3 separate regions of the Homo sapiens genome follow, and all the other regions are linked to region 3. A link is a contact called in ENCODE Hi-C or POLR2A ChIA-PET data. All regions are on one chromosome and are shown on one strand. The core of a region is the stretch at or near the end of the contact, and the rest is flanking DNA. Distances in the headings are between cores, read along the strand shown.

The links. A loop is a pair of places that touch in the nucleus more often than their neighbours do. ChIA-PET counts read pairs that join two places held with the same protein, here RNA polymerase II (POLR2A). Pooled maps may share reads with other maps.
Region 1: a map of naive thymus-derived CD4-positive, alpha-beta T cell shows a loop between it and region 3 (22-fold over the local background). The contact joins the promoter of WSB2 here to the promoter of SLC8B1 in region 3. A Hi-C loop is called at or near these places in 1 of 168 maps with a recorded cell type or tissue (naive thymus-derived CD4-positive, alpha-beta T cell). POLR2A ChIA-PET finds 5 or more read pairs at or near these places in 1 of 52 experiments (activated T-cell).
Region 2: a map of CD8-positive, alpha-beta T cell shows a loop between it and region 3 (5-fold over the local background). The contact joins the promoter of PEBP1 here to the promoter of SLC8B1 in region 3. A Hi-C loop is called at or near these places in 1 of 168 maps with a recorded cell type or tissue (CD8-positive, alpha-beta T cell) and 2 of 50 pooled maps. POLR2A ChIA-PET finds 5 or more read pairs at or near these places in 1 of 52 experiments (CD4-positive, alpha-beta memory T cell).

Annotation. Positions count from the first base shown.
Region 1 is chr12:118,058,147-118,062,548 of GRCh38, reverse strand. WSB2 (WD repeat and SOCS box containing 2) reads left to right here and starts at 1,370. Exons shown (of 9, transcript NM_018639.5): 1 at 1,370-1,513. The coding sequence starts at 1,501. It overlaps LOC124903030 (a long non-coding RNA gene), which reads right to left and starts at 1,089. Exons shown (of 2, transcript XR_007063479.1): 1 at 869-1,089. RefSeq lists a silencer at 1,911-1,960.
Region 2 is chr12:118,134,110-118,138,324 of GRCh38, reverse strand. It overlaps PEBP1 (phosphatidylethanolamine binding protein 1), which reads right to left and starts at 2,201. Exons shown (of 4, transcript NM_002567.4): 1 at 1,981-2,201; 2 at 177-286. The coding sequence starts at 2,115. LOC101928274 (a long non-coding RNA gene) reads left to right here and starts at 2,333. Exons shown (of 4, transcript XR_945409.4): 1 at 2,333-2,468. RefSeq lists a silencer at 1,824-1,913 and an enhancer at 1,906-2,406.
Region 3 is chr12:113,333,859-113,338,334 of GRCh38, reverse strand. It overlaps SLC8B1 (solute carrier family 8 member B1), which reads left to right and starts at 3,226. Exons shown (of 16, transcript NM_001358345.2): 1 at 3,226-3,892. RefSeq lists a silencer at 3,016-3,305.

The DNA of each region.
Region 1 (4,402 bases), core at 121-2,620, 4.7 Mb before region 3:
GAAATTTAAAATGGAACCACTGCGATCCGGAGCTCTGGGACCAGTGACCGGCAAATGGAGAGGGCACTTGGAGGGAAGCGAAGAAAGGCGGGGAGAAAGGAATGAGAGGCGGGAGAGTGACTTGAATGAAGCTGACACCAAGAACCGCGGGAAGAGCTTGGGCCCAAAGCAGGAAAGGGAAGCGCTCGAGTTGGGGGTAAGGGGAGGCATTTTGGGGACAATGAGCTGAGCTCAGTAAGAAATCCCCAAGCCACTGATACTACTGGGGACCGGACAACTAAGAAATGGGGTCTTTCAGGCATGAAAAGCCTCCATGATGACTCCTGCCCTGGCCCTGGAATGTTAAAAAGGGGGCGTCTGACCCAAGCGAGCCATTTCTTGAGGCTATGCGGGTAGACAGGGAGAGCAGGTTTCTCAGGGGGACGGGGACAGGCGAGGCTGTCGCCGTAGGTAGGTAAGGGGACAGTCTTCTTCCGAATCGCTCCTGCCCCGTTTTTTATCTCGTTCCCACCCCCACTCCGGTTTTCACCCTGCCCTCCTCTCCCCACCGCCCCGTGTTCTCCTCACTTCCCTCTCCCATTACCGGAGCCATTGAGTAGCCCCCCTTGTTTTACCCTAGCCTTGACCCTCGCCGCACCCCCCAATTCTTACGTCCTCCCCAGCACCCGGTTATTACACCTTCCTTCCACCCCCTCCCCATTTTCCCCTAAGCCCAGCTCTCCCCAGGTTTCTTCTCGGCCAGTATTCCCTCCAACCTATTTCTCCCGCCCCCATTTTTACCCGTTTCCCCCCTCATCGGCCTTCGCATGGCTCCATTTTCACCTGCCCCTCCCCTCGATTTCGCTTCAGCCCCTTTGGTTCCCCTTACCCCCACAGCCCTCGGTCTCCCTCTCTCCGTTCTCCCCGGATCGCCGCTTCCCCTGCTTGGTTTTTCTCTCAGCCCGGCTCTACCACTCTCCAACACCCCCTTTTCCCCTGAGCCCGGCTTCCCCTACTCCGGTTTCTATCGCTCCCCTTTTCCCGGTTTCCCTCAGCTCTGTTCACCTCCCTCCCTTCCCCGTTTTTATCCGGCGCTGGTTCCCCTCAGGACCCCGCACAACCCCTGGGTTTTATCCCGTTCGCGCCCCACCCCGTTTCCGCTCAGCTCCCCCCACCCCTGCCCCATTTTTATCTGGTTCGCGCGTCTTCCCCGCCCCCGTTTCCCCTGAGCAACCCCTCAGCTTTTATCCCGTCAGCGTACCGCCTCCCCGATTTTCCATCTTTTCCCTCAGCTGCCCCCCACCGTTTTTATCCCGTCCGCACCCCCCCTCCGTTTCCCCTGCGCCCCGCCCCCGCGCGTCTCCGCCCGCGCCCACCGCCATGTGACGGGAAGCAGCTGATGGCCTCTCCGGGCGGCGGCGGCGGCCTGGCCGGGGCGGGCGGCGCGGGGGCGGCATGAGGGCCCGCGGCCCGGGGGGCTGAGGCGCCCGCCGCCTGCCGCGGGGGCCGCTCGCGTCCTCCATGGAGGCCGGAGGTGAGTGGGGCCGGGCGCGCCCGTTCCCGCCCGGCGGGGCCCTGGCCCGTTCTCCCCGGGGAGGGGGGAGGCGACCCCGGGGCGGGCTGGGCGGGGTGGGGCGGGGGCTGGACGCGGCGGGGGCGTCCGGCCTGGGAGGTCCGCGCGGGGCCGGCGGGGGTGCGCGCCCGGCGACCAGCTTTGTTTCACTTTCGTTGTCAGTGGCCGCCACCCTGACTCCCGCCGGCGACAGGATCGGGAAGATCGGGCTTCTGCGGGAGGAGATCCCCCGACCGGGACAGAGGGGGCTCCCGGGTGGGACTCGGGGCGGGGGGCACCAAGCCCTAAAACGGAGATCCCCAAGGGGGTGGGTGCCCCTGGGTACCCAGGTGCCAGGGGACGCACTTGCATGTCTGGATGGGAGTCACCTCTGTCCCTCACAAGCTGTGTGATCGTGACAGTGGACAAGCCACTGAACCACCGCCACCCACGTCTCAGTTTTGATCTGCAAAATGGGATAATCCTAGTACCTTCCTCGGAGGGTGGCTGGGACCCGGTAAAAATGGGGTCTGGGGTCTGGGTTCCCTATTGAAACAATCTATTCCCAGCCTCTCCCACTGGAGATTAAGTCAGTGGAGGTGGGGCGGGACTGGAGACGCTGATCCCTGGTGACATGTATGATCAGGCAAATTTAGGATACACTGATGGGTGGGGACCTTGCCTCTATTCTTGTTAACTGCCATCCCCATCAGAAGACAGCGTGGAAGTCAGAGGATATTGGATATACCTCAAGCCAGCCCAGATGAACATAAAATCTCAGTGGGAAAGGTGTGTCTCTTATGCAAGGGGAAAAAAACCCCAAGACGCATGCACGCCTTGGCCCTCTCCCCTCCAACGACCTTCCCTCGGAACCCCACTTGGGATAGATTTAGAATTGATTCCGGGAGTCCCAGGTCTTGAAGGACCCGAGTTTAAATGTAATTTCCTTAGGAGAAATTTTCAGAGCAGGTTCAAGGCCTAGGGCTCAGAATTTGTTCCAGAACTTCATGGTAATCTTGCAGCCAAGTTCAAGCTTCATCCTGGTCTGGAGGGTTCTGATTGCTGATGGCTTGTTACTGTGGGTGGGAAGGTTGAAATCTGGGTATTCCCTGGGGTGGTGTTACTTTTTAATTTAGGAAATGACATTTCTTTGTTTGCTGAAGTCAGGCATTGAGTTAAAGGCAGCTCTCTCTCCTTCCCATCTAGATAAGGGCTTTCTTTTCAGTGAGTGTTACCCGTAGAATTCTTTTTAAAAGGGCCCCTACTGTTTGTGTAGATCCTATGTGAATCTTTTTATAGCTTCCGTTTGATTTCCATTGCCTCCTTACAGTTCAATCTGAAAGCAATCTGTAGCTAGCCTGCCTTTTTAACAGAAATCTGTTTCCAGTTCTGGGGTTTTCCTAAAGATTGACAACTTCGTTTTGAGGGTGTGGGCAGGGTTGTTGAGAGCTGCCAAGTTACTGTACAAAAAAGGCCAGAGTTTTAACTTATTTTCAAATGGAATAAAGCCCATTGTAAAGGAAATACAATGGGCAACAGTTGAAATCTTCAGAGCAATGGTTAGACTTCACTTATTCATTCAGCAAATATTTGTTGAACGTCTACTATGTGCCAGGCACCCTCTAGGCCAGCCCCGACCAACAGAAGTCTAATGTGAGCCACGTATGTAATTTAAAATGTTCAAGTAGCCACATTAAAAAAAAGAAAAAAGAACTAGGTGACAATTTAAAAACTCTTTCAATACAACATGTCTAAAATATTCCTGCTACATGTAATCAAATAAATTGTAATGTAATGTTTTAGATTTTTTTTTGTGCTAAGTGTTCAAAACGTGTTGTGTATTTTTTACTTACAGCCCATCTGAATTCTGACTTGCCACATTTCAAGTGGTTGGTAACCACATGTGATTTCCCTATTAGACAGTGTAGCCCAATAGCAGTGAACTGGCAAGTTTGGGTGGGTTCAGAAAGAGACAGACAATAAATACGTAAAAATGACAGGCAATCAAGAAAATATCAACCAAATGCGCCGGGGTGGCTCACGTCTGTAATCTCAGCACTTTGGGAGGCTGAGGCGGGCAGATCACTTGAGGCCAGGAGTTCGAGACCAGCCTCACCAACATAATGAAACTCCGTCTCTACTAAAAATACAAAATTAACCAGGCGTGGTGGTGCATACCTGTAATCCCAGCTACTCAGGAGGCTGAGGCAGGAGAACCGCTTGAACTGGAGAGGTGGAGGTTGCAGTGAACCAAGATCTCGCCATTGCACTCCAGCCTGGGCAACAAGAGTGAAACTCCATCTCAAAAAAAAAAAAAGAAGAAGAAAATATCTAAGTGATGGTTATAAAGAAAATCAAATGGTTAAAGGAAAGTGAATGGTGCCAGGCGCAGTGGCCCAGCAGTTTGGGAGGCCAACTTGGGTAGATCACTTGAGCTCAGGAGTTTGAGACCAGTCTAGGCAGCATGGCAAAACCCCATCTCTGCAAAAAATACCGAACTATAGGCGCGTGCATGGTAGAATGTGCCTGTAGTCCCAGCTACTGGGGAGGCTGAGATGGGAGGATCATCTGAGCCTGGGGAGGTCGAGGTTGCAGTGAGCCGTGATGGTGCTACTGCATTCCAGCCTGGGCAACAGAGCAAGACCCTGTCTCAAAAAAAATAAAAAATAAAAAAGGAAAGTGTATGGTCGCTTTAGATAGTGAGGCCAGGATGGTCTCTGAGAAGGTGACATGAGGACCAATCCCTGAATGATAAGATGGAGCAACTGAGGAAAGCTTTTGAGGCCGGTGGAATATCTAATGTACATGTCCTGATACAGGAAAAATCACCTAGCTTCCTGCTGGCTGGGGTCATAGCTTTCATCTCTGTGT
Region 2 (4,215 bases), core at 952-3,451, 4.8 Mb before region 3:
GCTGTGAGTTACAGACACCTGCTGTAGGGGGGCAAAAGGGCAGGAAAGGCACTCTCTGGCTTAAGCATGGGTGGGGGCATCCCAAACCAGGTCTACTTCTCTGTGTCCAGCAAGGGACTTACACCCGATAACTCATCTCTGCATGACCTGCTCTTCTCGTCTTTCTCACCTCTCACCTGTATTTGGGATCCTTCCTGCTGGGAGCATCCGGGTCTGTCAGGACCAAGGTGTAGAGCTTCCCTGAATCAAGACCATCCCACGAAATGCTGGTGGGTCTATTCTTAACCTGTATGAAGGAACCAGTTTGCAGTAAAAAAGTCAGAAATGCTGAAGAAACTGGCTGGGTGTGGTGGCTCACGCCTGTAATCCCAGCACTTTGGGAGGCCTAGGAGAGAGGATCACTTGAGGTCAGGGGTTTGAGACCAGCCTGGCCAACACGGTGAAACCTGCCTCTACTAAAACTACAAAAATTAGCTGGGCATGGTGGCGGGAATCTGTAATCCCAGCTACTCGGGAGGCTGAGGTGGGAGGATCACTTGAGCTGGGGAGGCAGAGGCTGCAGGCGGCCAAGATCACCCCACTGCACTCCAGCCTGGGCGACAGAGTGAGACTCTGTCTCAAAAACAAGAAATGCTGAAGAAACCAATACTCTTTCTTTGATCTCAGACTCTCCAAAGACAAAACAGAATAGATTTTTAATAAAATCAATGACCCTGTATTGACTGTAAGAGCCAGGAGCTGGAGTTTTATATACGTTATGTATTTTATTTGAGACCAGGTCTCCTTCTGTCACTCAGGCCGGAGTGTAGTGACGCTATCAAGGCTCACTGTAGCCTCAACCTCCAGCGCTCAATCGATCGATCCTCCCACCTCAGCCTCCTGAGCAGCTGGGAACTACATGCTCACACCATCACACCTGGCCAATTTTTTTTTGTAGAGTTGGGGTCTTGCTATGTTGCCCAGGCTGTATATTATTTCAGTCCCAACAACACCATGGGGCTAGTATCCCAGCACACTATTAAGAGAAACAGATAAGGCTGGGATTCCAACCCTGGCACTGAGTCCCCTCTCAACGACACCCTTACATTGTCTGTCCGGAATCACAGCGTTTCTGGATTTGGTGATCAGGAGGTTACCTGGAGCCTGCTGAAGTGAAATCTGCATTAACTGTACGTTTCAAAGTGCAAAGAAAAGGAGAAAGCCAAGGTGATGAGAGGCGGGCAGGGAGCAGGAAAAGGGAGGCTGTGTTAGATGGGCACTACATATTTAAACATCCAAAAAAATTAAATTCTGTGAACATCCAAAACAATGTAAGGTCGGGGCAGTTTATTTTACGCTGTTGCCCGGAGCTTCATAACCAACTAGCAGTGGCGTCTGCAAATCTAGTTTCTTCACTTTCGGCAGCCCCAGCCGTGGGCGTGGGAGGTCAAAGACCAAAACTAAACCGTTGCCCTCCAGCGTACCGGCTGGACGCTCTCGACCCATTTAACAAAGGAGAAATCGGCCGGCGCGCTCATCGCCAGTTACATAATGCGTCACAGGCTCTCGGGTGAGGCTTCAGCCCTCCAAAACCAGGCCTAAAATGCTGAGGCCCTAGGGGAAGCTCTGGGGGCGTCCGGGCAGCCACAGCCTACTCTGTCCCGGCGACGTCCCTCTCCAGCGCCCTGGCCTGTGGGGGGAGAGGGGGATCCGGCCTGTTTCCGAACCTAGGTCCCTCTTGGGTCTGAAGCCCGGGAAAAGTGAATGAATTTCTGCCGCAGGCCGAACCTGCCTGGCCACGCCACAGGCCGGGTTCCCGGTGCTCGGGGTGGCCCCCAGGCATGGGACATGGACCCCGGGACCTCTGGCCTGGGGGGGCCTCGACACACGCAGGCTGAACCTCCCCACCGCCCCTGGCCCTGTCTCCGCTGGGTCCCACCCAGGAGGCCGGCACAGGCCTCCGCGCCGTGCCGCTCGCTGCACGCCCGCCGCCCGGTGTACCTGGGTGGGCGTCAGCACTTTGCCCAGCTCGTCCACCGCCGCCCCGGCGTAGGTGACATGCAGCGGGTGCTGCGGCTGCTCGTCCACTTCTTGCAGGCTCAAGGGCCCGGACCACTTGCTGAGGTCCACCGGCATGGCGAGGCCAAGCAGAGCGTGCAGCCGGGAGTGCCGCGGTAGGCCAGGCGCGGGCGACAGAGGCGACGCGGAGAGCTCAGCACACTGGCTCGGGAAGACGCAGACCCAGCGACCACGCGAGAGCACGCGCCTCAGCCGCCGCCCAGCCCCGCGCACCGCCCCACGTCACGCCCACCGCTCCCTGGCCTCTGATTGGCCGAAGCTGGCAGAGCAGGGCCTCTCGCGCTCCTGGGTCCATGCAACCTGCTCCCTGTGGCTGCCGAGTTCTCGGGAACAGCGGCTCGGCCTGCAAGGCTGTTGTTTCAAGAAATGAAAATGAAGGGCGCCCTGGAATAGGTTCGCCGAAGAGAGAGGTTCGTGTCTCAGAAAGTGTCGCTGGGAAAAAAAAATGCAATTGAATTCGCCTTGGTTGCGTTTTGGTTTTCTTAATTTTTTGCATGATTCTTTGCTCCACTTTCCAAATTCAGCAACATGGCCTGTCGCGGTGGCTCATGCCTGTATTCCCAGCACTTTGGGAGGCCAAAGCAGGAAGATCGCTTGAGCCCAGGAGTTTGAGACCATCCTGGACAAGGTAGCAAGACCCCGTCTTTACAGAAAACTTAAAAAAAAAGAAAAAAAGAAAAAAGCCAGACACAGTGGTGCATGCTTGTAGTCCTAGCTACTCCGGAGGCTGGGGCGGGAGGATCACTTTTTTTTTTTTTTTTTTTTGAGACGGAGTCTCTCTGTGTTGACCAGGCTGGAGTGCAGTGGCGTGATCTCGGCTCACTGCAAGCTGCGCCTCCCGGGTTCACGCCATTCTCCTGCTTCAGCCTCCCGAGTAGCTGTGACTACAGGCGCCCGCCACCACGCCCGGCTAATTTTTTGTATTTTTAGTAGAGACGGGATTTCACCGTGTTAGCCACGATGATCTTGATCTCCTGACCTCGGCCTCTCAAAGTGCTGGGATTACAGGCGTGAACCACCACGCCCGGCCGATCACTTCTTGAATCTAGGAGTTTGAGGCCGCGGTGAGCTACGATCTTGCCACTGCACTCCTGTCTGCGCTTCAGAGCCAGATCCCATCTTCTCATACACACACACACACACACACACACACACACACACACACACAGCAAATTCAGAAACAGTAAGGCCTTGCTTTTCTCCTGCACTTTAAAACGAGCCAGATTCTCTGTATTTTCGCACGTGATCACTTGTCATAGTAATTGCCTGGTGAGAGCACCTGAGTGAACTTTTGAGCATTTAAATATATGGGGAAATGTATTTGTCCGTTTTCTCCACACACAAAATTCGTCCTCACAAAATTCCTGAGAAATGTTTGGGTTTTGGTTTTTTATGTTTGTTTTTTGAAAAACAATTTTAAACCATATTTATTCATACCAAAACTGCTCTTACTGTGACCACAAGCTGCTTGCTTTTTGCTGAATATGATAAGCACTATTTTTTTTTTTTTTTTTTGAGACGGAGTCTTGCTCTGTCGCCCAGGCTGGAGTGCAGTGGCGTGATCTCAGCTCACTGCAACCTCTGCCTCCCGGGTTCAAGCAATTCTCCTGTCTCAGCCTCCCGAGTAGCTGGGATTACAGGCAGGCGGCACCGCGCCCAGCTAATTTTTGTATTTTTAGTAGAGACAGAGTTTCACCATGTTGGCCAGGCTGGTCTCGAACTCCTGACCTCATGATTCGCCTGCCTCAGCCTCCCAAACTGCTGGGATTACAGGCAATAAGCCACCGCGCCCAGCCAATAAGCACTATTTAACAGTTCTTATCTGTTTTGACTCTTGACATTGATAATTCCTCCCATGGAATAAAAAGTTGTCTCTTGATTTACATTCTTACTAGGAAATAATACGAGTTCATTGTAGAAAATCAAAGAAAAAAACCCAAAGAAGTAGAAATCCCCTTCTATCCCACTACTTTGTTATAAACGTCAGTAATCATTTAGGGTATATCTTTCCTATTTAAAAATAATATGAGTATAGATGATTTTGTTGTTTATTCACCAAAAGATTGCATTATATCCTACCATTATAAAATAGTCATATCAAAAATAGGTCGTCAGGCCAGGTGCGGTTGCTGAGGCCTCTAATCCTAGCACTTTGGG
Region 3 (4,476 bases), core at 1,977-4,476:
GACACACAGACACTACTGTGAACGCCCCTGTGCTGGCAGCCTGGACATGGGGATGAACCTGGCCTGGTGCTGCTTCGAGGTGCTCCCAGCCTGTGGGGGACATGGAAAGGTAAGTTAATGCATTGTTGTAACAATGGAATAATTTTTATTTTTTATTTTTCTTTGAGATGGAGTCTCACTGTCACCCAGGCTGGAGTGCAGTGGCATGATCTGGGCTCACTGCAGCCTCCACCTTCCAGGTTCAAACAATTCTCGTGCCTCAGCCTCCCAAGTAACTGAGATTGTGGGCTTGTGCCACATGCCTGGCTAATTTTTGTATTTTTAGTAGAGACGGGTTTTTGCCATGTTGGCCAGGCTGGTGTTGAACTCCTGACTTCGGGTGATCTGCCCACCTCAGCCTCCCAAAGTGCTGGGATTACAGGTGCGAACCACCACGCCCAGCCAACAATGGAATAATTAATGGGGACAACAAACCCTTCCACTGAGGGAGTGTTGACTCAGCATCCAGCATGGGGTTTGGGGCTCTTCACAGTGTCCTATTTCAGCTAGGCATGGTGGCTCATGCCTGTAATCACAGCAATTTGGGAGGCCAAGGTGGGGGGATTGCATGAGCCCAGGAGTTCAGGACCAGCCTGGGCAACATAGTGACACCCTGTCTCTACAAAAAATGAACAAAACGAGCCAGGCATGGTGGCACACGACTGTAGTCACAGCTACTTGGGAAGCTGAGGCGGGAGGATCGCTTGAGCCCAGGAGGTCAAGGATGCAGTGAGCCAAGATCACACCACTGCATTCTAGCCTGGGTGACAGAAGGAGACCCTGTCTCAAAAAAGATAAGGAAAAACATCTGGAAGGACCTCAGGAGGTTGGTACTAGTATCACTCCCATTTCACCAAGGGGGAAACTGAGGCTCAAAGAGAGGCTCTAAGTGTTTATAGAAGGTCCTACAGAAACCTGATGTTCTGCGATTCCAAACACATCATGCTCCAGATCACAATGTCACCTGCCCAGAGGTGGGAATTAGAGGTGTGCTCTGAAGGTGGGGAGCCCTGTGGCCATGTGGAGGGGTTGGGGGGAGGGTGGAAGACCCCCTAGTGGCGGTGACCTCTGAGCTGAGCCTGACAACATGAGTAAGAGTTTGTCAGGTGGAAAAGAGATAGGGTGTCATCAGGGCAGGGGGCTCGGAAGGAGCAGAGGCAGGTGGCTGTGAGCAAGAGGCCGATACGTTCAGGGAACAGGGAGCACTACTGGGCAGGAGGTGGAGGTAGGGGTGAAAGACGATTTCAGAAAGGTGTGCTAGGGCTGGATGCTGAAGGGCCTTGAATGCCAGGCTTGGCGTTGGGCCTGGGTCCTGCCCATGACGAGGAAGCAGGTCCTACCGTAAGGATAAGAGATGGGGTGACTAGATGCATGCTAATGGCAGAAGTGGGGCTGCAGGCAGGAGTGGCCTGGGAGGACACACTCCAGCCTTAAGGACCCCAGGTCCAGGCCCCATGCCTGCCTCCTCCCATTCCCCCATCCCCCCAACAGAAGAAAAGGCAGGATGAACAGAGCTTCCCCAGGAGGCTGGGAAACTGGAAATAGGGGGAGATACTGGTACATCCATCAGCAGATCACTAACTCCTCGGTCTTGATTTGTTTGCCACCTTCTTTTAAAAACGATGCTATGTGCCCCCTTCGGCAGCACATATACTAAAATTGGAACAATACAGAGATTAGCAAAAAGAAAAGGGAAAAAATTAAATACAAATTTTAAATATTAGATAAAAAGGTGGGCATGGTGGCTCACACCTGTAATCCAAGCACTTTTGTTACAGGAAAGGGGTCCTGATCCAGACCCTAAGATAGGGTTCTTGGATCTCGCGCAAGAACGAATTCAGGGTGATTCCATAGAGTAAAGTGAAAGCAAGTTTATTGAGAAAGTAAAGGAATAAAAGAATGGCTACTCCATAGGCAGAACAGCCCTGAGGGCTGCTGGTTGCCCATTTTTATGGTTATTTCTTGATGATATGCTAAACAAGGGGTGGATTATCTATGTTTCCCCTTTTTAGACCATATAGGGTAACTTCCTGACGTTGCCATGGCATTTGTAAACTGCCATGGCGCTGATGGGAGTGCAGCAGTGAGGACAACCAGAGGTCATTCTTGTCACCATCTTGGTTTTGGTGGGTTTGGGCTGGCTCCTTTACTGCAACCTGTTTTATCAGCAAGGTCTTTATGATAACCTGTATCTTGTGCCCACCTTCTATCTCAACCTGTGACTTAGAATGCCTTAACCGTCTGGGAATGCAGCCCAGTAGGTCTCAGCCTCATTTTACCCAGCCCCACTCGAGATGGAGTTGCTCTGGTTTACACAGCTCTGACACTTTGGGAGGCAGAGGCAGAAGGATCGCTTGAGACCAGGAGTTTGAGACCAACTTGGGCAACATATAGAGACCTCGTCTCTATAAAAAATTTTAAAAACTAGCCTGGTTTGGTGGCACACACCTGTGGTCTCAGCTACGTGGGAGGCTGAGGCGGGAGGATTATATAAGCCCAGGAGTTCGTGACCAGTTTGACCAACATAGTAAGAACATTTTACAAAAAATGAACAAAATTAGCCGGGCATGATGGCACTTGCCTGCAGTCCCAGCTACTTGGGAGGCCGAGGTGGGAGGATTGCTTGAGCCTCGGAGGTCGAGGCTTTAGTGAGCCGTGACAGCTGCTACTGCATTCCAGCCTGGGCGATAGAGTGAGACCCTGGCTTAAAAAATTAAAATTTAAATTAAAAAAAAAAAGCTATGCTACTAGAGGGGAATGTTGAACCCAATTAGGATCTCAGAAGGATTTCAGTGAAACCGCGAGAACTTTCCTGGGCAGGGTGGGGCTTTCTCCACCTGGGATTTTCCCAAACCTCTTTGTCACCATTCATTACCAGGAGCAGCTTGACACCCTCTGGTTCCTCTACCCTCGGGAAATGAACCTCCTAGTTTCACCCTCTAAATGTCCCTCTCCGGCTTCCTGCAGTCCTTACCCATCGGCTTGTATCTCAGTTTCAAAGCGGAGGGAGAGGACGGTGGAGAGTGGGAAGACCCTACGAAGCTCCCCGGGAGCTGTACCTTTAAGGGCAGGGGCGGGGCGAGCCCCGAGGGGGCGTGTCCTGAGGGCGTGGCCGAGACCGGGGCGGGGCGAGCCGGGGCGGGCCCGGACGGGAAGAGTAGGGGCCCGGACGCTGCAGCAGGCGGGGCACCCGGACTGGCGGCTTCGCTGGCGCAAGGTCGGTCCGGCGGCCAGGGACCTGGAAGGCTGCGAGGCCCTGCGAGGTCGAGGTTCGGAGTTTGCTGGTCCCAGGCCCGGCCCGAGGTAAGAAAGAGCCGCCTCCCCGCACGGCCGGAGGACCCGGGCGCCCCGAGTTCGACTTCTCAGCCTCCGTCCGGACGGGAAACGGAGCACGGAGATGTTCCTGAGGTCTCTTTCCTGGGAAGCGCAGCCCCGATTTCCCGCCCCTGTCCCTTAGCAGGTCGGCGACCATCCGAGCGCTGGGCATCGGCCCACGCGTACAGAAGGCGCTCAATAAATGCTCACTAGTGAATCAGTAAAATAAATCGGCAGCAAAGAGAGACGAGACGCATGCTGATCTTCAGGTGTTGGGGACATCAGGGACGCGAACATTTATTGAGCTCTTATTGTATACCGCGTCGGCCAGCATTTGTGTCCATTTCACACATGAGGAATAAGAGGCCCAGAGAGGTGAAGTGACTTCCTTAAGGCCACACAGATAGTAAGTGGCCGAGACGAATTTGAAACCAGGGGTGTCCTGTTTGAACTTGGTGCCAAATAGAGTAACTCGGACTCCAGTTGGAGGGGTTCGGGAGAACCATAGAAGAGGAAGGGCCGTGTCTTCCGTGGACAGGTAAGGAACCTGGCTGGGACAGGCGCCTTTCTGACCTCTCTTCCCCTCCCTACCTCCTCTCCCTCCCCTCAGGCTGCCAGTACATTGAGAAACACCTGCGCAGACTTAAAGAAAAAAACGTTTTTATGGGGTTTGGTTTCCTGATTGCAAAAATAAGACATACTCATCGTAGAACACATGAAAAAGCCAAAACAGGAAATTTAGTTTGCTGAGGACTTTTGTTTTTCCAGTTTAATTCCTTTGAAATATATTGAAGCCATTTTGGCCCTGGTCTTGAGGGAAGAGGCACATGGTGGTGACCAGCCCGGCCCCACTGCTAACCCGCGGTCTTTGAGCAACTCAACTTCCTTCTTGCCCTTAAGTTCCCTGTCGGAGGGGCTGTGGGCTCTGTGACCCTCTTGCTGTGTGACCTTGGGCAGGTTCTGGAATTCCTCTGCTGGGTGTGGTGGCTCACGCCTGTAGTCCCAGCACTTTGAGAGGTCAAGGCCGGCAGATCACTTGAGGCTAGGAGTTCCAGACCAGCCTGGCCAACATGGCGAAACCCCGTCTCCGTTAAAAATACAAAAATTAGCTGGGCATGGTGG